4 separate regions of the Mus musculus genome follow, and all the other regions are linked to region 2. A link is a loop called in an ENCODE intact Hi-C map of the cell type or tissue named here. Cell type or tissue: left cerebral cortex. All regions are shown on one strand. Region 1 holds the start of Spata7 (spermatogenesis associated 7). Region 2 overlaps Kcnk10 (potassium channel, subfamily K, member 10). Region 3 overlaps Kcnk10 (potassium channel, subfamily K, member 10). Region 4 has its middle 74 kb from the start of Gpr65.

The links. Peaks named below come from ENCODE experiments on the same cell type or tissue, not always from the same donor. Only the 100,000 strongest peaks of a DNase experiment are listed, where the experiment ranks them.
Region 1: it touches region 2 in a loop (2.1-fold over the local background); 6 of 42 quality-filtered maps call a loop at or near these places.
Region 3: it touches region 2 in a loop (3.0-fold over the local background); 4 of 42 quality-filtered maps call a loop at or near these places.
Region 4: it touches region 2 in a loop (2.5-fold over the local background); 4 of 42 quality-filtered maps call a loop at or near these places.

The regions. Positions count from the first base shown.
Region 1 is chr12:98,626,669-98,629,168 of GRCm38, reverse strand. Spata7 (spermatogenesis associated 7) reads right to left here and starts at 1,027. Exons shown (of 11, transcript NM_001289572.1): 1 at 835-1,027. The coding sequence starts at 853. In left cerebral cortex, no CTCF peak of the experiment used is centred here; DNase peaks (open chromatin) are centred at 479 and 1,045; H3K4me3 peaks cover 1,591 bases; H3K27ac peaks cover 1,244 bases.
Region 2 is chr12:98,571,425-98,573,924 of GRCm38, reverse strand. All of the region lies in intron 1 of Kcnk10 (potassium channel, subfamily K, member 10), which reads left to right. Among named protein-coding and RNA genes, the nearest start is that of Kcnk10, 2.0 kb to the left of the region's middle. In left cerebral cortex, no CTCF peak of the experiment used is centred here; DNase peaks (open chromatin) are centred at 469 and 1,471; H3K4me3 peaks cover 636 bases; H3K27ac peaks cover 1,089 bases.
Region 3 is chr12:98,478,364-98,480,863 of GRCm38, reverse strand. The region is part of intron 4 of Kcnk10 (potassium channel, subfamily K, member 10); the gene reads left to right. Among named protein-coding and RNA genes, the nearest start is that of Gm40893, 44 kb to the left of the region's middle. In left cerebral cortex, a CTCF peak has its summit at 1,131; a DNase peak (open chromatin) is centred at 1,055.
Region 4 is chr12:98,341,420-98,343,919 of GRCm38, reverse strand. No RefSeq gene overlaps it. Among named protein-coding and RNA genes, the nearest start is that of Gpr65, 74 kb to the right of the region's middle. In left cerebral cortex, a CTCF peak has its summit at 1,545; DNase peaks (open chromatin) are centred at 89 and 1,602; H3K27ac peaks cover 651 bases.

The DNA of each region.
Region 1 (2,500 bases), 55 kb before region 2:
TTCAAAATATGAATAATACCCATTTAACAGGATTTGTGTGTAAACAAGTGTTGGGTTACGGGTGGAACACTGCAAAGGTTTAAAGTTTATTTTGTAACCATTTCTGAAGACCATAACAGCATTTGGTGTGTTTTCCTCTAGAGCTTAGGTTGGGATGGTGTCTGAATATCCTCCCCCCCCCCCAACCTTGTATGCTAAGCAGAACACTTATTTTGATGAAATTATTGTAGAATAAAGGTGCATGCAAGATGAAAGCAAGGCTTAATTAATCATTAGCAGGTCGATTCAAAGGTAGTCTTTTGCTATTAAACATTCAGTCCAATGACCAGCCACATTGGAAGTTTATTACAAATGCAGTATCCCAGCTCCTACCTTGGAGCCACTGAATTATAACCAGCTCTGGGTGAGTCAGTTCTGGAGGGAGGGAGAGAAGGAGGGAGGGAGTGGAAGATTTCATGTACTTAAAATGCACCAGGAGCTTGCTGTATATTATCTGCACTTAACCCCCAAGAACTCCGTGGCATGGGTATTTACCCACTACCTTCAAGATGAGCAAACTGAGCGCCGTTTCTGTGAAAGCAGCCGGCCTGATCTGGGGCTCAGGTTAGATTTCAAAGACCAGGCTAGTATTCCGCCTAGAAGATACCCAAGTGATACAGGCTGCAGGGTCCCAGGATCAGGGGATGGATGTCAGGCAGTAAATCAAAGAGCCGGGCATGCGGGGCCTCCCTGAGCTCAGGGCGTTTCTAGTTCCAGCCATTACCCTGCGACACTGAAGGAGGTGGCAGGCAACCTTAAAGGCCATGGGCAGCCTGGACCCGCGCAGTCCCTTACCTCTCCGGCTGCCATCCATGCTTAGTCCTCCTGCGGCCTCCGCGGTTGTATCCCCTTGGTTCTTACTGGGATGAAGCCGAGCTCCCCCGCAGCGGAGGTGAAAAGGAAAAGACCAGGACCGCGGGGGCGCAAAGGGTCACAGCGACAGTCGCCAGGGCGGTTGCTAAGGGCGAGCTCCGCGGCTGCAGATTATGACGTCACAACACAGGGACCTGTGCTCCTAGGCCCCGCCCCGCCCACGCCCCCAGGCACTCCTGCTTACCGAAAGTGCCAGCAGCCGGCGGGAGGATGGCCACGGGTCCCAATCTGTTGTTCTGGGATCCTGGCAGTTATCCAGAGTGAACTGTCCGGAAAGAGAGTCATATCTGCTTCTGCCAGCACTTTTAACTTGGATGCCTGTGATTCGAACTCAAGTCCCCAAGCTTGCAGCGCAAGCGCTTTTGACACAGCAGTTATCTAATGCAGCTACTCCCCCCCCCCCCGCCCCAAACCCCAAGTTTGTATTGTAAGCATTGCAATTAGTGTGAATTTCCTTTCTGCCTACTGAGTTCCTCAGCTCCTGCACTCGCTCTCCCTTTATCTTTAAAGCCACAAAGATCGGTTCATTTTGAATGGAAGAAGGCAGTGAGAAAAGTGTGGATGTATTCCGCTGCTTTCTGCGAGTTGTTTATTTTTGCAGTAGTTAATTGTGTATCCATGGAAATAAGAGCAGAACGGGGTAGAGGGAGTGCAGAAAGCATTCTGTCCCGCTAGGCTTTTCAGCAACCCGTTCTTGAACTTTTAGGCTGGATGGATAAGTCCTTGTTGTGGTATCATATAGCAGTATTCCTGGGCTCTGCCCACTAGAAGACCACAACCCATTAATTGCAACCTAATTGCAACCAAAAATGTCACTAGGTATTGCCAAAGGTTGCCTGAGGAGGAAACTACATCCCATTTGAGAACCTCTGTAGTCACAGAAAGCATACTGGATTCCGAGCCAGATTTGCTGAACTTTGAGCGTCTAGATATTATGGTTGGTTTTTATGGCACCCTAGTGAAAGTTAGAACCTCCAGAATAGGGAGGCTTTCCGGATTTCCTTAAATGATTTGGAAGGGGCTGGGGAGATGGCTCAGCGGGTAAGAGTACTGACTGCTCTTCCAGAGGTCCTGAGATGTTGGCTCACAACCATCTGTAATGGGATCTGATGTCCTCTTCTGGTATATCTGAAGAGAGCAATGGTGTACTCATATGCATTAAATAAATAAATAAATAAATAAATAAATAAATAAATAGATAAATTTTGATTTTGAAGACCCACTCTGATTGAAGGTGTTATCATCTACTAGCAGTCCAGATGTAAACGGTCATGGCTGAAATTCACCTCTTCTGGCTTGTCCTTTCCTCAAGTTGCTTTCTTCTGCTGCTGTGGTTGAATCCTTCCACACCAGAATCAGTTCTTTTTAGTTTTCTATCAGGATCTAAGGTTCAGCAGCTCTCTCTTTCAGGTTTTTTTTTCACCAGATCAGGACAGCTGAGGCATCCAGCCTTGTGGACAGAGCAACTATGCCAGCCTCCCCAGTGAGAGATGGGCACCATGGGGTGGGGGTGGGGGTGGGGGAGTTACTCTGACTACAGAGGCACTCAAGGATGAAGAAACTACTGAGTTCTCAGCCTCTCAGCTGT
Region 2 (2,500 bases):
TTAAAGACACACCAAGCTGCTGTTTGTTTTGAAATTATACCAAGTGTTGGTATTTGCTTTTGACTTTGTGAATGTGCATGTACGTGTGCCTGTGTGTGTGTGTCCTTTGTTTCTAGTGATCTTTGTCTCTCTCTGGCAGATGGGTGGGGTGACTCTCACTGGACCTGGAGCTGAGCCTCATGGCCCGCGTGTCCTCAGAGGGACAGGTTTCTTGGCAGCATGTGAGGCTACGATCTGCCCCAGCTGTCCCTGGGGTAGCACTTCTCTCATAGGGCATGAAGCATAATGGAGCCCAAGGGGCTTCCAGAGTCTTTGCTCTGTCTTATTACTAATCCTGCCGACTAGGCTCCTTTGGCTCAGGTTGTAGAAAGGCTGTGGGGAGTGGTTTTTCTCCACAAGGGTGGGTCTGGGAAGGGCTCACGGAGTAACCTACAGCGTGCCCACGCACACAATGGTTTGGTATGCTTTTAGGAGTGTGGGTTCACTTTCCCTTCCTGTAAAGAGTATTAAGGCAGGTTGTGTGGGTGCACCATACTCCTGGTCTTGGCCACTGCCCCACATGTTAATGTATAGATATTGTGGCTCTTTGTAAATAGTATTGGAGCGGGACAAGTTGAAACAGTGTGTCCAGTCACCTCTTAGCTCATATACAGGCTGAATTGGGTAGGATAGGCAGCGCTTGAGTGAGTCTTGGAGTTAAAATGTGTGTGTGTGTGTGTGTGTGTGTGTGAGAGAGAGAGATTATATTTCTTCTTTTAAAGAATATTGTTTTATTTAGTCTTTGACAGTTTTATACAATATATCTTGATCACATCTAATTCCCACTCAGCTCAGTTCCTCCCTTTCAATTTCTTTTATGACTTCATTTCTTCCCTTCCTCAGACTAGATCCAGGAAAGCAAGTTATGTTTGAAGAAAATGTCTTATGACTTGCCTGACTGAAGAGTGAATGAAGAGGTATTGCCCTTCAGTTTGTAAATACCTTCAGTACAGCCTCAGCCTTCTGTTTGGTCTCCAAATCTCTGGAAATTACAAAGCCTGGTAGTTTGGCTTTTATTTTAAATCATCGCAGGATTTATTCGTCAAATACATACTTGACACCGGGCACAGTCTGAGACTTGGAAATATAGTCAGAAGAGGGCAGGCAAAATACCTGTCTTCTTGGAGTTTACAGTGTGGGTGTCAGGTCAAAATTAGTCACTGTAGGGTGGCATTAGGAATTCAAAGTGTAGCATGCTCTGTGGGCACCAAGAGGCTTTAAGAAAGTCTGCTAGAAAACCTTGAAGCTGGGTGTGGTGAGTCCTGCCTGTATTGCCAGCAATTGGGAGCCTGAGGCAGGATTTCCATTGGTTTGAGCTTAATTAACATGAGGCTACCTCGTGAGTTCCCAGTCAACTTAGGCTTCTCCTCTGTCTGAAACAAAACAAGCAGATTGGCAAAGGCCAGAGGAAAGGATGACAGGTTTCCTGAGGAAATGACACCCTTATGGTACTGGCACCTAGAGTGGGAGTTGCCAGGCCAGTGAGAAGAGGCTCTATTTCCTTAGAGGGAACCTCAGAGCAGAGGTTCACAGAGCAGAAGGAACACGTGTATTTGAGGAGCTGAAAACAGTGCTCTAAGCCTAGAGGAGAGAGAAAGTCAGGAATTCGTGCTGCGAGGCATGGCTGGGGATCTCCAAAGCCCCGGTGTTGGTTGTGATAGAGTCAGGTTTGGGATTGAGGAAGAGGGGTCTTTATTTTAAGCCTTGAAGAGGTTCAAGCCGGAGTCACGTGATCTGAGCTAAGTTTCAGAACCATTGGCACAAGATGATTGCAATTCTAGGGACCACATGCCAGGGTGCACTAGCCAAGGCAGTGGCATCGAGGATGGAGAGATGATGCAGGGAGAAGCTTTGGTGACCTGAAATCAACAGGATTTGTGAAGGAAGCACCCAGGTGGAACTTTGGAGGACCAGGATGCAGCTGGGGCAGGACTGGTGTGGAGAAGTGGGGGGCATTCTAGGGTGAGATGGCCCCAGGGGGCAGCAGTTAACAGGGCGGGGGGGGTAGATAGCTTTTGCTAGGAACATCAAGGGACTGTGTTTCTGATGCTGGCTTTGAAAACTTATTTCTGAAACATCTTGTGTCTCCGTGACAAGTGGTTCTCATGAATTTTTTTGTGTTTCACAGCCTGAGACAGAGAAGAAGAGTATACTAGTAACATCTATAGTTACAACCACAGACGCTAAAAATAAACACCACAATAAAAAGAACAGCATTTCACGAGCCAGAATAGGTGCTTGCTCCCATCACTTATGCTCACAATTCTTACTTATAAATGAAAAAAAAAAGACTAACATATGAGGAATGGGTTTCATAATGGCATCTTCATTCATATGTATCATTATACTTTACTCATATTTATATTCTACATCCCAACACCCTACTCCACTCCTACTCCCTCCCTCTCACGGGTCCCCTTCTGGTTTGCTTTCGTTATCTTATTATTTTCATTATTTAAAA
Region 3 (2,500 bases), 93 kb after region 2:
TGGCTATCCACATAGACATCATTTAAAGGACCAGTTACGCCTAGATGATTATTTGAGGAAAGGCAATTGTATTCACCTGCAAGACTTGGGGCACGAATTTTCAGTTGTCACAGGGAAAATTTCATTTAATAAAGTCTGCATACTGATTATTAACCATTTCCCTTCATCTGATGTCTTTCAGCTCTTGGGAAGAGAAAGTGTTTTGTGTTTTGTGTTTTGTGTGTGTGTGTGTGTGTGTGTGTGTGTGTGTGTGTGTGTGTGTTTATCAGTCTTCTGGGTGACTCTTCTTTGGGTCATTTAAACGTACCCTAGCTGGACTCTCACTTGCAGAGCTGCTGAGGGACCCTGTGCTGCTGAGGAATGAGTCTGGGCTATAAAACAATAAAAAGCCAGGCTGTTGATGTTTGGATGGAGTAGAAACACCTTCATCTGTGGTTGTCGGGACTAACTGAGAACTATAGGCATCAGTTAAATGTCACAATGCTAGTGTTGTTACTGACGAGCTGACCAGGAGATGCAGCGTGTTAGCTATGTTGCCAAAGGACTTAGTTTTCTCTTGAGATGTAATATGTCATCACAAACATATGACAGCACAGCCACTTGTTCCGTCATTGCTCTGGAGGTCACAGGTCTGGTGGGTTCAGGTGATAATATATTCTGGATATCACATGGGGCTAAAAACAAAATGTTGGCCAAATGAGGCTCCAGGTCTGAGGAAGAGCCTGCTTCCAAACAAATTCACATGTGGGAAAAAGCCACTATTCACTGTATTACCCTTTCCTGGGGTGGGCACCCTTTCTACTAACTGCAGAGGAGCAACGCTGAACCAAAATAAGAATTCCATCTGAGCCTAAGCGAACCAGTGAATTTATTGAGGTTGATTCCAGGAGAGTGAGTGTGTGAGGGGATGCTCACAGAAGAGAAGTGACTCAGTTAGCAGCATGACCCAGATCCCTATCCTACTAAGGCTGAGGGCTCATAGTGCAAGCTAGAGCTTCCCACAGGACTTGTGGGCAGCCCAACTCCTGAAGAGTCTCCTTCCTGGGAGTTGCTTACTGCGTATGAAACCTTAGCATGGTCCTCACACCTACTGGGAGTTTTGTGAGGGCTTGTGATCCTCTCTGCTTCCGCTGCAAGGCAGTGTTTCCATCTGGAGAAGACAGCTACAAACACATTTCTCTGTCGTTGTAGGATGGAGAGGCCCATTTCCTTGCCGAATTTGGAGCAGTTTTCTCAGTTTTACCCAAATGCTTTGCTGCATGTGCCTCTTCAGCTTCCAAACCAAGGATGTGCTGGGTCCTCCTCACATTTTGGATCTCCCTGACTTCCACTCTGGCCCAGCCAAGGGGAAAGCTCTCTGCTTTTGATGACTTTGAGATTAGATCAGGCCTGTGGGGGATAATCTACCTTAAAGGTCAGCCATATTGGATCACATCATTGTGGGAGCGATAGGTCACCGTGTCACAGCGACTGGGGATCGGAGTAATTCATCTTCTGAAGGCATCACAGACCATCTCCCTGCAATACCCTTGGGGTTGTAGAATCATTGGTAGTATAGACGTTCTCTACAAGGACAGTCTGCCTCATCGACTTCGCTACATCCTGGAGGGCTAAACCTAACTCATCCCTTTACAGCAAGATCATTGCACACAGCAAACGAAGGGCGTGAGAAGAAAGGGTCCAGGTTGATCAGGTTAAGCCCCTTGTCTAGTTGGAAAGTGGGGATAGATAGAGGCTCAGTGCATGTCCTGAGACATCGGGATGCCAGGAGAACAGGCATGCCCTCTGCCCCCCTCACCCCCTGCATCACTGATAAATAGTGGCTGAGAATTTGGACGCTCATTTATCTCATGTAGCAAGAAGCCTGAAGGCAGCTTGTTTTAAGTGGAGTCCACAAGCCACGACGCAGTGTCAAACATATCCAGAGTTTTGTTTGTTTGTTTGTTTGTCTTGGCATGTCAGCTTTTCATCCATAGGCTTGTTACCTCATGGTTACAAGAAGGTTACACTAGGAGAAGATAGTATGGTTTCATGCAACCACAATTAAGGCAAGATGAAAGAGACACTTAAAAATATGTCATTATATCTGTTTATTTTTTTCATCTCTCTCAAAGACTTTATTATAGCAGTTTTAGATTTGTAGCAAAATTGAAAGGGCAGCATATAGATTTACTATATATATATGCATTCTCAATTATATTATACATTCCTATTTATATGTACATATATTTCCATTTATATATGCATACATATGTATAAAACACAGACATCGATACTCACGTGCACATGTGCCCACACTCACACTAACCCCATATGGTCAACATTCTCTAACAGGGTAGCACATTTTTGTTTCATTCGATGAACCTGCATTGGGGCATAATTACTTCTTGGTCTGTAATTTACATTAGGGTTCTCTCATAATGCTGTACATTTTATGTTTGCTCAAGCGTTTCAGTGACACAGACCCACTATTATAGAGCCACACAGAGCACATTCACTG
Region 4 (2,500 bases), 230 kb after region 2:
TACAGCGACTTGCAATGTGGCCCTCCTCCACACCAATATGCTATAGTCACACAGCTGTGATTTTCCTAAAAATGGACACTCTATAAATGTTTAAAACCGTGCATGTTAGAGAATCGTCAGTTTTGATCTCAAAAGGGAAAACCCCTATTCTGCTAAGGGATAAACATTACAGCCTTGGCTGCCACTCGGAATCAAACCGTTTCAGAACAGAAGCTATCCAGAGACACTGTTAAGAGACTGTATCTACATGTATTTAGCCACCAAATAAGATTTAAGCTTGGAGGTATATTAGCCGAATGAGCACAGAGATGCAGCTTAGATTTTCTCTGTGACACCGCTTCGTAAAGGATCATGGGCAGTTCTGTGTAACTCTCATGTGTGTTGAGGTATTCTATGAAGATTCCCTTTCTGAGTTACACATGGAACCTTGATGGGGGTCTCAATAATGTCACCCCTTTTTCTTCCTGTGGGTTCTGAAAAGGCTAAAAAGAGGGCAAAGTTGTCCAGCAGATGGAGAAAAATATATTATTTGTGTTGGTGGCAAATATGGTATTAGAGAATGTGGCTCATAGCTATAGCTAAGGAGACTTTCTAGTACTGAAAGCTAGAATCAGTCAGATCCACCCAGTCCCATTAGACTGGGGTCAGCTGGTTTCCTAGCAAGCGTACTAATTAAGCGTGTTCAGTATCTCTCTATAAACCCACTGTGGCAGAGACTGCAAAATATCAATTCAAACATTGTATCCTCTTCTTCAGGTGTGACCTTTCACAGTTTAGCAGAACACAGTGGCTCTCCAAAATAGAGACTGTGTCTCCATGCCTCCTTTTCAGCTACAGTGTGATTTTGTTACAGGGACAAGGGCAAGAGCAGCTCTGAGCTTTGAGAACAAAGGAAAAGGATGTCTGAGTTTTTGTTGCCATTTTCTTCCTCCATTCTGGCAAGAAGTGCCCGTTTAGGACCACGGAATGGAATTCTTAATTTTAATGATCGAAAATAATCTGTGAGGGGTCCACGGACCACTGACTAGATTTTTCTTGTTGGGAGAGACAACTTTTAGCTTGTTGAAGTCTCTACAATGTGGGATGATCTGGCACTTAAGACTGAAACATTTTAACTCATCACACAAATTGTTGCATGCCCACAAGGATTGGGTTTGATACGGAGTTATTTACAGGCAGATCATGTTTAACAAAATAAGAATGTTGGTTTAATTTGATCAAGATACACCATAAATATATAAAATTACTGAACTTTCCCATGTAACTTAATACATTTAAAAAACAATATTAAGAGAAAGGATAGCACATTGGGCTGGAAATTCTAGTTTGTGCTTCTGGCTCATGGAGAGGGCAGACCCCCCCCCCTTTCTTTTTCACTTTTAAAATTCCCTTAATTTTTATTACAGGTGTACATAAATGGATTGATTATAGTATTACACCATGATATAATCTCATATTAGTTACTTTTTTGAGATTTGTTTTTATTTTATGTTTATGGGTGTTTTGACTGTGTGTCTAAGCACTGTGTCCATGCAGTTCCCATGGTGGCCACAAGGGTGTGTACCCCTTGGAACTGGAGTTACAGACTGTTGTTAGCCCTGGGTGCTGGAAATGGACCCCAGATGTGACCTAATGTCTTTAGCTGTGTAGATCTCAAAGCTTGAGCCATGGTGTTTGATCTGGCAAGGAAAGCTCCCGCAGGTGGTGAACTTGCAGCTTCCTTAGAGCTGTAGAATTCATAGAAGCAAGGGAGTGCCGAAATCTCTGTTTTAAGTCTGGCCTCTCAGCCTTCTTTAAGGGCCCAGCAGATATCATGATGCCCTTCTGGGGAAGTGTTCTTTTATTTCCAATCTATCGTTGGGGAATTTAGTTTCCTTAAAAACAAATTTGTCTTATTATTTTAAATTCTCTCTCTCTCTCTCTCTCTCTCTCTCTCTCTCTCTGTGAGTGTGTGTGTGTGTGTGTGTGTGTGTGTGTGTGTGTGTGCCCCTGCTATGAGTGAGTACACCTAAGTGCAGGTGTCCATGGAGGCCTGAAACAGTGAATCCCTCTGTACTTGGAGTTACAGGTGGTTGTGAGCTCCCTGATGTAGGTGCTAGGAAAAGAACTCAGGTCTTCTCTAAGAGCAGGAAGTGCCCTTAACCACCGAACCATCTCTCCAATCCTCCATTCCCCGCCCCCAACCCCAGTTAAAAATTCCATATCTCTGCCATAATATATATCATCAACACATGATTGACAGCCCACCCACTTTGTTGTATTAGATAGACTCAAGGCCCCGCCCTCCTGGTGATGGATTGTATGAGTGTGCTCCACTGTGGCTCATCTTAGAAGTCCACCCTCATGGATTTCTTCCAATAACCAAAGCAACCCTCCTCTTCCTCCCAAATCTCTCCCCTCTCCTTTTCCCACTATGTGTAAATATGTTTATCTTGATATGTCCCTTCTGGTCACTTTGTATGTGTGTTTACTATTTGTCTATACTGATACATGCTTTAAA